Regions from separate parts of the Homo sapiens genome. Here region 2 is linked to region 1. Evidence: chromatin loops called from intact Hi-C (ENCODE). Cell type or tissue: HepG2. All regions are shown on one strand. Links, peaks and the distances in the headings refer to the core of each region. The heading gives the core; the rest is flanking DNA. Region 1 holds the start of LOC107986444 (a long non-coding RNA gene). Region 2 has its middle 5.6 kb from the start of PRR16.

Evidence for each region. Hi-C counts contacts between places; a loop is a spot of excess contacts. Peaks named below come from ENCODE experiments on the same cell type or tissue, not always from the same donor. Only the 100,000 strongest peaks of a DNase experiment are listed, where the experiment ranks them.
Region 2: it touches region 1 in a loop (19-fold over the local background); 2 of 110 quality-filtered maps call a loop at or near these places.

Annotation. Positions count from the first base shown.
Region 1 is chr5:119,573,616-119,583,810 of GRCh38, forward strand. LOC107986444 (a long non-coding RNA gene) reads left to right here and starts at 5,729. Exons shown (of 3, transcript XR_001742859.2): 1 at 5,729-6,469; 2 at 7,170-8,413. RefSeq lists an enhancer at 5,597-5,666. In HepG2, for the core only: no CTCF peak of the experiment used is centred there; a DNase peak (open chromatin) is centred at 5,506.
Region 2 is chr5:120,457,468-120,459,967 of GRCh38, forward strand. No RefSeq gene overlaps it. Among named protein-coding and RNA genes, the nearest start is that of PRR16, 5.6 kb to the right of the region's middle. RefSeq lists an enhancer at 393-962. In HepG2, for the core only: a CTCF peak has its summit at 991 (motif pointing left); DNase peaks (open chromatin) are centred at 544 and 974; H3K4me3 peaks cover 671 bases.

The DNA.
Region 1 (10,195 bases), core at 4,291-6,790:
GGTGGTGGGGATGGTGCATGGATTTTCTTCTAGAAAGCAGAAGAGGCTGCTCTGACTCTCCTCTGTGGACTCACAAAGACGGTTCTCACTTCTCTGGCCCTTTTTGCCTAAGGCAAGGAAGACCTGAGGGGAAGCCCGAGGTGTGCTTTTGAAGCACAGAGGATCCTTGCTGTATTTGGCCTATGGAAATAAATGTAATGGCTTTGGAGTATGAAGTTTTCCTTTCTCCAAATGCGACTGGGGAGGGGGTCTCAGAGCTTCGGAGAAGGCAAGTGTAAATTAGGAAGGCTGGCACATGTTCTCTTTGTACTTAGGTGCTAGGATGGTCACCTCATTTGGATATTGTAACAATTGAGTTTTTATCTCTGGTTGTGTTATATAGAGACTGGGGTTGCATACGTAAAACAGCTGAGCTATGATTCCTAATATGGGTGCTTGTGTTTTTAAATCCTTGCTCTTTGCTATAAATTAACTCTAATTGTTAATGTGCTTTGATACTGTCTTAAGCTGTGTTTGTTGTGAGAAGATAATTCAGAAAGAATTTTTAAAATTTCTATATCTTTGGGGATACAAGTGGTTTTTGGTTACATGGATGAGTTCTATAGTGGTGAATTCTGAGATTTTAGTGCACCCAGCACCCAAGCAATGTATGCTGTACCCAATACGTAGTCTTTTATCCCTCAGCACCCTCCCAACATCCCCATGCTGAGTCCCCAAAGTCCATTATATTACTCTGTATGTCTTTGCTTCCTTATAGCTTAGCTCCCACTTAGAAGTGAGAACATAAGGTACTTGGTTTTCCATTCCTGTGTTACTTCACTTAGAATAATGGCCTCCAACTCCATCCAAGTTGCTGCAAAAGCCATTAATTCATTCCTTTTCATGGCTGAATAGTATTCTATGGTGTTATATACCACATTTTCTTTATCCATACCTTGGCTGCTGGGCACTTAAGTTGTTTTCACATCTTTGCCATTGCAAATTGTGCTGCTATAAACATGAGTGTACATGTGTCTTTTTAATATAATGACTTCTTTTCCTTTGGGTAGATACCCCCAGTAGTGGGATTGCTGGGTTGAATGGCAGATCTACTTTTAGTTCCAGAAAGGATTTTTTTTTTAAATAAAGATTACCCATGACTACTACCTGAGCTATCTTACATACAGGATTAGACACAAGGTAATCAATACATAATTTTGCTTCATGACCAAAATAACAGTGCCTCATACAAAATGTCCTTTGTGCCAAGGACTGTAACAGAGCCTAAGTTATATTTTAAGTGTACTTGTAAGTGGCTTGAAATGAGAAGGGATAAATCAAGTTGGCTATAAAGGGGACATGAGTCTCAGCCTTATCTTCTCTCAGTCTTAGCCTTATCCTTACTCCTGTCATTCTGCAGTCCCCATTTCAGGCATGAGCTCATTGAGGACACGTTGTAGCCTCTCTGAATTGTTCACAAGCTATTAAAGTATTTGCAGTGGTGAAAGCTAATATCAGACACTTCACCTCCCTATGATTTTGGAGATGTTTTAAGATGTGCAGGGACTTACTGAATTGCTAATTAGTGTTGAACTCTTAAAAAGCTTGTGCTACAGAGGAATCATGACCTGGTGAGCAGTTTTATCTGCCTTTAGAAAGCATGATTATATTTTTCCTCATTAGGCTTTCATCTGAGTCAGAAATTTTACAATAATAATAATAATAATAATAATAATAATAATATACTTCTGAACCTAAGAAAGAAAGTACTGGCTTAAGAAAGAAAGGGGAAAAGAGTGATTCTGGGAAACACCAAGACACAGACCTGACTAATGGTAATCAAGTTGATAACATGAAAAGGGAATTTATTCGATGAGAGTAAATAAAATTTTGTATCAAAATGAAGCATATAAAATTAAATACAGATGGTTGATTACCATCAAATTGTTGAATTTCAGTAGAGGCAGTTTCCATTAGTAGAAATCACATTTTTATCTCCGTACCAGCTCATAGACAACATTAATGGTAGAAAAGAGTAATGGGGTTTTTAGTCCTTCACCCTTGAATCAGTTATATTACAGGTCCATGGTTGGGAATCTGATGGCATAAGGATTAAATATGAAACCCCTCTTGCATATCATTATACACGTAATGTTGTTCTTCACATTCAGGTTGATTCATATGGTAATGTAAGGAATTCCAACTGGAATATGGACTTTTATGAATGTTTTTCTTCATCAGTGAAACCAGCCCTTATTAAGTGGCTGTGATGTGGGTAATGGGTAAGAATGTTCTCTCCCTTTCTCCAAGGAAAAATTCATGTGAACAATAGTAAGCTATTTGACTACAGGTTAACATCAGAATAAAAAGGATACAAAAGTAAAGGCAAATAAACAAGAAAACCTGACTTCAAGCCAAACTCTAAGCTTTTGAAAATGAGAGCCTTTTTGTATAAAGGAGAAACCATATCTAAAACTAAAAATATCACTTTGTAGATGCTTTGCCTTTGGGATATGGGGCACTTAATTTTCTAAAATGACTTTTTTCTTTCTATGTATATTAAATGCTGAAATAATTATTCCTTCTGGAGCATCCTTTTAGGCTGAATTGATTCCCTATCATGACTGCTCTGAAATAGTGAACACACAAATTGTTTTTTAGAAGGCTGGATATAATATCAGACATGGACTAAGAAAGGCTTCCTCAATTCTTCATATGTCCACTTTGTGACTTACTCTTCTCATCATGTGCTTTAGAAATGAAACATAAATCAGATTTTCATGTCATTTTTATAAACAATAGTCTTTTGAATCTTTTTAAATAAAATACATGCTTTCTGCTACTAGATGTCTAGAAAAAAAATGGAGTAATGTTTCTTCCTTGGAGCTCTAGTAAAGATTCTTTTATGTTAATGTTCTTTTTAACAAATGAAGCTTCAGGGTAAAAGTCCATTCAGCAACACCAATAGGAAATAAATGACAAGCAACAAACCATAATTAGAAATGTAGTCAAAAAACAAGGCTAGCTCTTAACTGAGAGCTGGTTTTTAACCTTGTAGAACATAAACACACACATATATATTTGCCATGTATAGTTATATCTATATCTATCTATCCATATCCATATCCCTCTCTCTATATATATAATACACACACACATACATATATAGTTATATATATATGCACACATACATATATAGTTATACACACACACAGACACACACACATGCACACACACATATATAGTTATCCAACTAGGTAAAGATACCTTTACCTTTTCCCATAGCAGGCCAAAATATTTGTGCTTTAGAGTACGGGATCAAAACCTTCATTATAGTTAAGCAATGAGAATATAAAAGATTTAGACATTGGAAGGCAGGAAGTGGGATAAAAATTGAAGGGAAGAGGGTCTAATATTTCAACAATAAGCCAAGTGTTTCTATATATTATACGATCTTCAAGGCAATGCTTTAGGGATAATATCTCCATTTTATAGATGAAGTATAGAGGGATCAAGAATAGCCTCAAGATCATGGACTAAAAATAGGGATTTATTGAAGAAATCTGTAGCAAAGGCACGTCTTTGGCAGCACTGGGACAGCAAAATCCAGGGAATGCTGGATACAGGTATCTGAGTGTGGTTGAGTGTGGTGGGTGGGGACTGAATATCAAACTGGAACCTCCTGATTAGAAGAAACTGAGGCACATAGAAGAAGAGTGCATCTTTGCATGTGAGGCTTGGAGATGAAAAGAGACACCTGGAGCCTGATTATGTACCAAATGTCTGAGTTGGAAGTGACTGCAGAGATCACCATGTCGGTTTCTGGGCCACTGCAGGTGTTGCTTCTCTCTGACCAGGCTGAGTGAATGTCCTCTTCCCTGGGGTGAGGTCACTACTACTTGGGAGCTGCTCCCTCCCAAGATAGCTGGGTCAGAAAGTCCTTCTTTGACTGAGTTGAAATCTACTTCCCTGGGGGTGTTCCCTGAGAACATGAACAGATTGAGCTACTATGGGAAGGCGAACATCAACTGGCTGGGAAGAAACAGGGACTTCAGAATTTGAGGGCATAGGTTACCCACCAAGTGCCAAGAAGGTGCTGGCTGCTACACAACAGGTACTTGAAGCAGATGGAGGACGACCAAGACAGTAAGGGGTCTTGACTGGAGGGGTCAAAGGGCAGCTGGGCTAGCTTTTTCACGTACAGTGGCTGTTGCTGGGTAGCACATGATATTAATGTGCTGGGAAAAATATCCACACAAACCAGAGGCTGTTATACTGATGTCATTTCTATATCAGCCCATGTATGGGAAGTCCTCCAAGACAGATTTAATCTAGGAATTAATTTATCCAAGAATATACATGCTCTCTGTGAAGAAAAGTTTAAAATATAAATAAAGGACATAGTAGATAATCTGAATAAATAGACATTTCATGCTCTTGGATAAGATGACTTATGCAATAAGGGTTATTCTTCTATAATCTTTAGTTTAACCCCAATAAAAATTCCAGTTGGACATTTTTGATGATGGCATTTATTATAAAATTTTACAGAATAATGAAAGTCAAAAAATAGCAAACCAATCTTTTTTTCTATTGTGGTGAACAAGAGATCTACCTTCTTATCAAAATTGTAAGTGTCCAGTACAATGTTGCTAACCTAAGCACAATGTTGTACAGCAGATCTCTAGAGTTTTTTCGTAGTAAGCCAGTTTTGAAAAAAGAAGAGTATATGGGGTAACTTTCCCTTGAAGGTATTAAGACATACTACAAAGCAGCCATGGTACACAATAAAAACAGTGTGATATTGGTGCAAGGACAGTCAAATAGGTCACTGAAACTGAATAGAGAGCTCAACAATGAATTCATATTGATTGGAAATTTATATAATAGGAAGGTGGTACCATAAGTCAACAGTGAGAGGAAGGATTTTGTAGTAAATGCTAATAGAAAAACAGGCTCATTAAATGGAGTAAAAAAGATTGATCTTATCATAACACCACATTATAAAAGTGGATTCTAGATGAATTAAAGATCTAAATGTAAAACTTAAAACCATACAGTTAATTAAAGAAAAATGTAGGATAATATCTTTGTGACTTTAAGATGGGGAAAGATTTAGTAAATAATAATTCAAATGTAAAATCCATAAGAAAGAAAAGTTGATTTTGATTATATCTGGGCAATGTTATTACAAAGATTAGAATGTCAGTAGTCTGTAAGTAAAGTTTCTAATGCCAACAAAGGACTAATACCTAGAACACACAGATAACTAAAATAACAAGAAAAAGGTAGAAATCCTAGTGGAAAACGGCAAAGTATATGAAAAGAAAATTTACATACTACGTACAAAATTTCTACAAGAAAGTATGCAAATAAAAGAATGCTAGGGTTTGGTTTGTTCGACCCCTCTAAATCTCATGTTGAAATTTGTTATCCAGTGTTGGAGGTGGGGCCTAGTGGGAGGTGTCTGGGTTATGAGGGCAGATGCTTTATAAATAGATTAATGACCTCCAGGGGGCAGAGTGAGTGAGTTCTCACTGTTCTCCTGAGAGCTGGTAGTTAAAAAGAGCATGGCACCTCTCCTTGTTCACCACGTGATTTCTGCATGCACCAACTCTCCTTTTCCACCACTAGTGGAAGCAGCCTGAAGCCCTCACCAGAAGCAGAAGCTTGCATCTGCTTCTTGTGTAGCCTGCAGAACTGTGAGCCAAATAAACTTCTTTTTAAAAAATAAATTATCCAGCCTCATGTATTCCTCTATAGCAACACAGACTAATACAAATAATATACATTGTTACCTATGAAGAGGAAAGAATATGCTAGTGGGGCATAGAGATTTAACAAATATGCATGTGAAAAAACAAAGTAAGTAATGAATAAATAAGAAAGGGGTTCTGCATGAACCAAAGAACTGAGTCCCACTAATTGAGGAGTATAATTGCCTTACCCTTCTCCAATGGAGACACAAAAACAAAAGAAGAAAAGAGATGAAGCTGTATATGTCTCTTTCAAGCTTCAGGCCCACCCACCTCTTCCTAGTTTTATCTCTTTAGGCCATTTAAACATCTCCTTGTTAGATAATTAGGTAACCCCAGAGGCTGTTCTGATGATTACCTGAATTAATGTATAAAGACATCTGTCACTGAGTATATACTCAAATACTGGTTTCCTCTTCCTCATTTTAATATTTTCTTTTTCATCTGCCTTTCACCTAGTAGTTCTTTATTTGAAATCTTTCAAAACCCTTCACCATTGTGTTCATTCTCCCCTGTTTTTTTCTTTCTCTTTTGAAGTATGGTCACCTTAGTACCCTACTGAAAGTATGTTTCTGATGCGTCCCTCTTCTGGAGATGGCACATCTGTGAATGCAGGCTGGGAAGACATGGGTGGTTTCAGCAGCCACGTCGCCACCCACCCAGCCTCCATCCCTACCCTGGAAATCTATCGTGTAACTCTGCTGCTAAAGCCCTTTCTCTCCTATCCTCTCTTGGTGAGTTGTTTCTTAGCCCTGAGTAAAATATAGGATGTAGATATCTGTTAGATTTTTATTAAATTTGACCTCAGATTTGCCCTCAGACTGTTCATTGTGTTATCAAAAAATTTCCTCCAGGTTTGTATCATTTCCAAATTTGATAAATGTATCATGTAGATTTCTTGGGCCGAGCTAGGAAAAAATTGGCGAAAGTTACAGAAAAGCAGGTTTAGCCACAACATAAGGAAAACCTTTAGTAATGAGAATGATTTTAGAATGGTCTTTAAAAGGAATTAATTTTTAGGAGGGTAGTCAATTCCTTGTCACCAGAAGTGCCCATGATGTAGCTGCTGGATCAAGGCAGGCATTGGAGTCCAGTGGATCTTATCCCTCCCTCACCTATATTGCTAGTTTTTAAAAAACTTCCCAAGGCTTGCCCCTTAGCCTAAAATATTTTTATTTCATTGATCTGGCATGGAACCAGACATCAGATTTCTTTTTTAAAGCTCCCAGGTGAATACAATATGGCCCCATTGCTGAGAACATCTGTTGTAAAAAGTACCGTTGACGCCTAGGTTGGGAAAGTTGGGTCTGACAACCTAAAGTTTTTCCTTTTGCCTTATGAGATTATGTATTTTAACTTCCTATCTGGTAGAAAGATGGGTGCTTAGTGCCTTTTTATGCTGACCTTTCCTCCTTGTGTTTTCTTCAAACCAAGCTTTCTCCCCTGTGTCCACACCGGAGCTGTCTTTGTCAAAGGTAGTGTGTACTTTTACTTTTGGCTGCTGAAATATTGTTCTCACTTTGAGATCAATTGCCTTAAAGTGCTTTGTTAACCCCTCAAACGGGAAATCGCAGCACTTTCTCCAAAGGGACAATTTTCTGTAGAAGAAGCTATTTAAATAGCAGCACAAGATTGAAGACAACACATTTAACTGTGAAAAGGTCATCCTCAGTAGTCTTAAGAATAAGGTGGGTTTTGTTTTTTTTTTTCTGTTCTGTATGTTGAACTGGTTTAGAAAACTCCAGATTCTTGTTAACTTTGACAATTGGAAAAGCCATTAAGGGATGATTACAAGACCTTCCATCTATAGGCACTTGTTAATTATCTGCATCCTGCAGGGAAGAGAATGAAGTTGGGAGGAAAAGGGAACAAAGAACAGGGAAAAAAGAACAGAGAGAAATCAGCTGCAGAACTCCAACTTGAAGTCCTCTCATCAGCATTGGCTTCTTGTTTTTCTGCAGAGCGAACTTTTCATGAAATTTGAGTCCTGAGGTGCCTCTTTGTCCTTTCAGACTCACTATCTGCTCTTTCTGCCTTTTTAACTCCCCCGAGGGTAGATGGGCAGGCTGCTCTCCTGTGACACAGTGCCATTTTTTAGAGTTAATTCTTATGTCTTTTGCTTCCTTTCAGGAAAATGTTCATTGCTTGACATTGTAACAGGCTCCTTAAATACCTGTGAAAGGGTAAAGTTCACTAAAACAGAATCCATTGCTTCTGGTTGAATAGCAATAATACTTGATTCAAAATCTTAACCTTCCAACTATTAAAATGTTAAATGTAAACAGACTCTTATGTTGCCTTAAATAAATGCCTTCCTTAAAAAACAAAAACAAAAACAACTGTTTCTCAAATTAATTTTCCCAGATTCATAGATTTCTCTCCTTAACCTGATAATTGGCCAAACAGTATTTACTCCTAAATACTGTTTCTAAATTCTTGTGTTCAGCGCACTGGGATGCATGAGGGTATATTTTTTAAGGCACAAAGAAAATTTGTTTGCCTGTGATCTCACTAATAGGTGTTTATTGCCCTCCTGGAGCCACAGTTGCTGTGTCATCTCAAGGCTGGAATTCTGGATGAAGAGGAGGAGCTTTTTTGGGGTAGAACCTGAAGGATGGGGATGGGGCATTCATTTATTCATAAAATTATATGCTCTCCTTGGACATATAGAAAAAATCGTAAGTTCATGTTTATGCAGATAATTTTTAATTCATATGCTTTTTTGGGAACATAAAAAATGATGCATATATAAAACAAAAAGAAGTACCATGCCTCAACTGCATGCTTTCAGAACGTTGGCTGATGTGTAGTGTCAAGCAGGCTTCTCGATAAAAAAAAAAACAACAATGAACAGAATCGGTGAGGAATTTTAGTTTTGGCTTAGCTCTTCTTGACACCCAAAGATTTCACTTTAGAAGTCTGACCCCCAAAAGGGCTAGGGATAGGTAAGTGCTCACTGCTCCAGGAAGTTCTTCTAACTCTTCCGGGACCCTTTTGAATTGTTTGCATGATTGTAGGAACCAGGCTTAAAGAATTTCCCAACCAAGAGTCAGTGCTCTGTGGCCTGGTGGAGGTTGACAATGTTGACATGACCAGGTGTGACCACCTCCCTTCAATCTCCTGGAAGCCTTCCCTCAGTGTATGGTCCAGGCACCATTACTTAGCCTGGAGGAATGGAGACCATTGCAACTAGAAGGAATCTTGGTGTCTTGGCCAGTAAGAGGCTCTCAGACCAGCACAGCCACCTGATCTTTGGGTCCTGGCTGCCTGAAAATTTTGGTTCAATTAAAAAATGACCAAACAAGAGCGTGCATATAAACTAGCTCCTGTTGTATAGCTGGCTGCTGCCAGGATTCATGTTACAGATGGGATGGAAATGAGTTTTGTTAATTACATAATTTTGAACTATTTAATTCAGCTAAAATTATACCAGACCCATTTGATGAATAGATTGTGAATATGAATAAGCTTTGGTATGCATTTGTCTTATATTTGAGTAAAATTCCATATTTATATGCCAATCACCGATCTTCTCTAACTATGACTATCATCAGTTCAAGCAGCCCTCCTACTTGTGTTTTTATTTTCATAAGACCTGCTACTTACAAAATTGTCAGTGCCTCTGATCTAGACTATGGTTGTCTAGGACCTGCTTGTCCTCAGATACTTTTCTTGTTTTTTCCCTGCTGTGTTTTTTCACAAAGGGGCTGAGCCATGAAGGCTGTTGTTTATCAAATTCCTGTGTTAGCTGGATTCTCACTTAGTGTAGCCAGTAGGAGGCACTGGTTAGAGATTGGAGGGAGGCTGGGATACAGCAGAAGGGAGAAGCCAGGGTATTTCTCCTTCTTCCTTTCTGCCTTGGGCTGATTCTCTGGCAGCAGGCACATTAATCCCGTGGCTCCAACTCCCATTGTACAGGCCCAGCATGGGTCAAGCCTTTGTTGGATGATTGAATCTCCTGAACTCCAGCAATACCACCTTCCCTCTTTGTTCTCCAGCCTAGTGGTTGTAGTGGCTTCCTTTTGTAGGTAATGTCTGAGTTACTGCATCATCCCATTTGGCTCTCAGCTTTTCTGTAACCTGTGTAACTCATTCTGTGCATTAAATTCCCTGTTATAAATACTTTCAGTGGTACATAATCCAACCTCCTCATTTTATAAAGAAAAAATATGAAGATCAGAGCAATTAAAGTATGCCTCCTAAAGCTATCTGGAAGTCAGATTTCTAGCAATTTCAATCACTGACAACACATTTAAACACCCAGGAGTAAGAAAACTGTAACATCTTTAATGGGAGTAGCTAGCAAAAATTCTTGCACTAATACTAATTCATCAACCCCTGTAAGCCGACCTTCATTCAGCCTGTTATTTCTGTTTTTGCAAGAAATTACTTAAGTTGCTGTCACAACTAAGTTCTCCTGGGAAACTGGTGTTCATATTTGCCTAGTTGCAGCATTACTC
Region 2 (2,500 bases), core at 1-2,500, 880 kb after region 1:
CACTGGCCTCAGGGTTTCTGGACAAGTGGTAATTCCTAAAAACTTGAGTGAAATGGAGTAATCGTTTGAGCATTGCTTGCTCTTTTGGTAGGCAGTTCAACAGAGGACTGGGATGTTTGAGGTGAGATATTTATAGATGGGACCTGAGCCTGAGATTGGAAAGGATGAGGGGGTTGGTGGCTCTTGGCATGGGTAAACTGAATGCCAAATCTAGGACTTGATAGATGCTAATTTGGGGAAGCAAAAACAACTAAAAAATGTCCATCTGTGAGATAAAAGTAAAGTATATAATCCGTAGGGTCTAGCCCTACAGGGCCTGTGGGTTTTTCTCTTCATGTGCGGAGACAAGAGATCGTAGAAATAAAGACACAAGACAAAGAGATAGAAGAAAAGACAGCTGGGTCTAGGGGACCACTACCACCAAGGCGCGGAGACCAGTAGTGGCCCCGAATGGCTGACCGCACTGCTATTTATGTATACAAGGCAAAAGGGGCAGGGTAAGCAGTGTGAGTCATCTCCAACGATTGATAAGGTCACGTGAGTCACGTGTCCACCGGACAGGGGGCCTTTCCCTTTTAGGTAGCTGAGGTGGGGAGAGGACAGCTTACGTCATTATTTCTTCTACACTCTTCTCAGAAAGATCAAAGACTTTAACACTTTCACTAATTCTGCCACTGCTATCTAGAAGGCGGAGCCAGGTGTATAGAGCGGAACGTGAAAGTGAAACAGGAGTGTGACCGCTGAAGCACAGCATCACAGGGAGACATTTAGGCCTCCAGATGGCTGCAGGCAGGCTTGACTGATGTCAGGCCTTCCACAAGAGGTGGTGGAGCAGAGTCTTATCTAACTCCCCCGGGGAAAGGGAGACTCCCTTCCCCCGTCTGCTAAATAAGGGGTGCCTTCCCAGGCACTGGCGCTACCGCTGGACCAAGGTCCTCTAGGCAACTGGCACCTTCCCAGGCACTGGCGTTACCGCTAGACCAAGGAGCCCTCTAGTGGCCCTGTCTGGGCGTGACAGAGGGCTCATACTCTTGCCTTCTGGTCACTTCTCACCGTGTCCCTTCAGCTCCTATCTCTGTATGGTCTGGTTTTTCCTAGGTTATAATTGTAGAACAGAGGTTATTATAATATTGGAATAAAGAGTAATGCTACAAATTAATGATTAATAATATTCATATGTAATCATATCTATATTCTATTTCTAGTATAACTATTCTTATTCTATATATTTTCTTTATGATACTGGAACAGCTTGTGCCCTCGGTCTCTTACCTTGGCACCTGGGTGGCTTGCTGCCCACAATAATCCAATATAAATACTATATGGTGGAGATATATATATATATATATATATATATATAGTTTTTATTTTTTCAGAGGTATGTCACCTTCTGAGGGGGAAGAAATAGGCCGCAGGGTAGGCAATTTTATCCAATTTGAGTGAATCATTATACTTCTTCACTACCGGTTACTGACCCATGAAGGATGACTGCTAATTCATATGTTGTCTTTCTTTGCATTAATTTTGAAAATAGAATCACTTTCTAAAAATACATAATTTCCAACTATCAGAAAATTATCATAATATACATATTTTGAGAGAATAACTCATTTCACGGACATCTGCTGGAAAATCATAGTAATAAATATACACACCCATGACTTTTCTATAAGAATGGCACAAATGTAATAGTAGCTTTGTACTCTACAACCCCATCCAAATCACAGTGATTGGCTGTAGTGTGTGTCCATGATCTAAGCCAGATCTATAAAAATTTTCTCCTGGGAGCTTGCTGTGATGACCATCCTTTTCTAGTTGTAAAGTTGTGAAAATGTGAGCCTGAACTTACTAGTGATCAAGGTTCAATTTTGTGGAGAAAATGGTATACAGGCAAGAGGCCAATCCACAAAAGAGGAGTGGGAAATAGAGTCAGAAAGAAATAGTCCCAATGATTCTAGAATTTCTGCCTCCAATTCTACCTGAGGATATTTTTATCCTCACTTTTCTATGGTTCAACTATGAGACGATTTTTTCTGTTGAGTTGTGCAAAAGTTCAGATTTTGTCACATGGTTAAAAAGTCTTCCAATTAACATACATTGGATGTTCTCTTAGTCCATTTGGGCTGCTATAATAAAGTACCACAGACTAGATGGCTTATAAACAATACAAATTCATATCTCACAATTCTGGGGCCTGTGAATCCCAAGGTCAAAGCACTAACAGATTTCGTGTCTGGTGAGGTTCTGCCTCCTTTTAGAGACAGGTCTCACTATAGCCTCACATGATGGAAATGGGGAGGAAGCTCTCTGGCACCTCCTTTATGAGGACACTAATTCTCTTCATGTGGGCTTTGTCCTCATGAGTTAATAAATCCCAAAGGCCCCATCTTCTAATACCATTATCTTGGGAGATAGGATTTCAAATTAATTTTGGAGGGATAGTCAGACCATAGGAGAGGTCAAATAAAATGAACTCACTATAGTTAAGAATGAGGGCAGG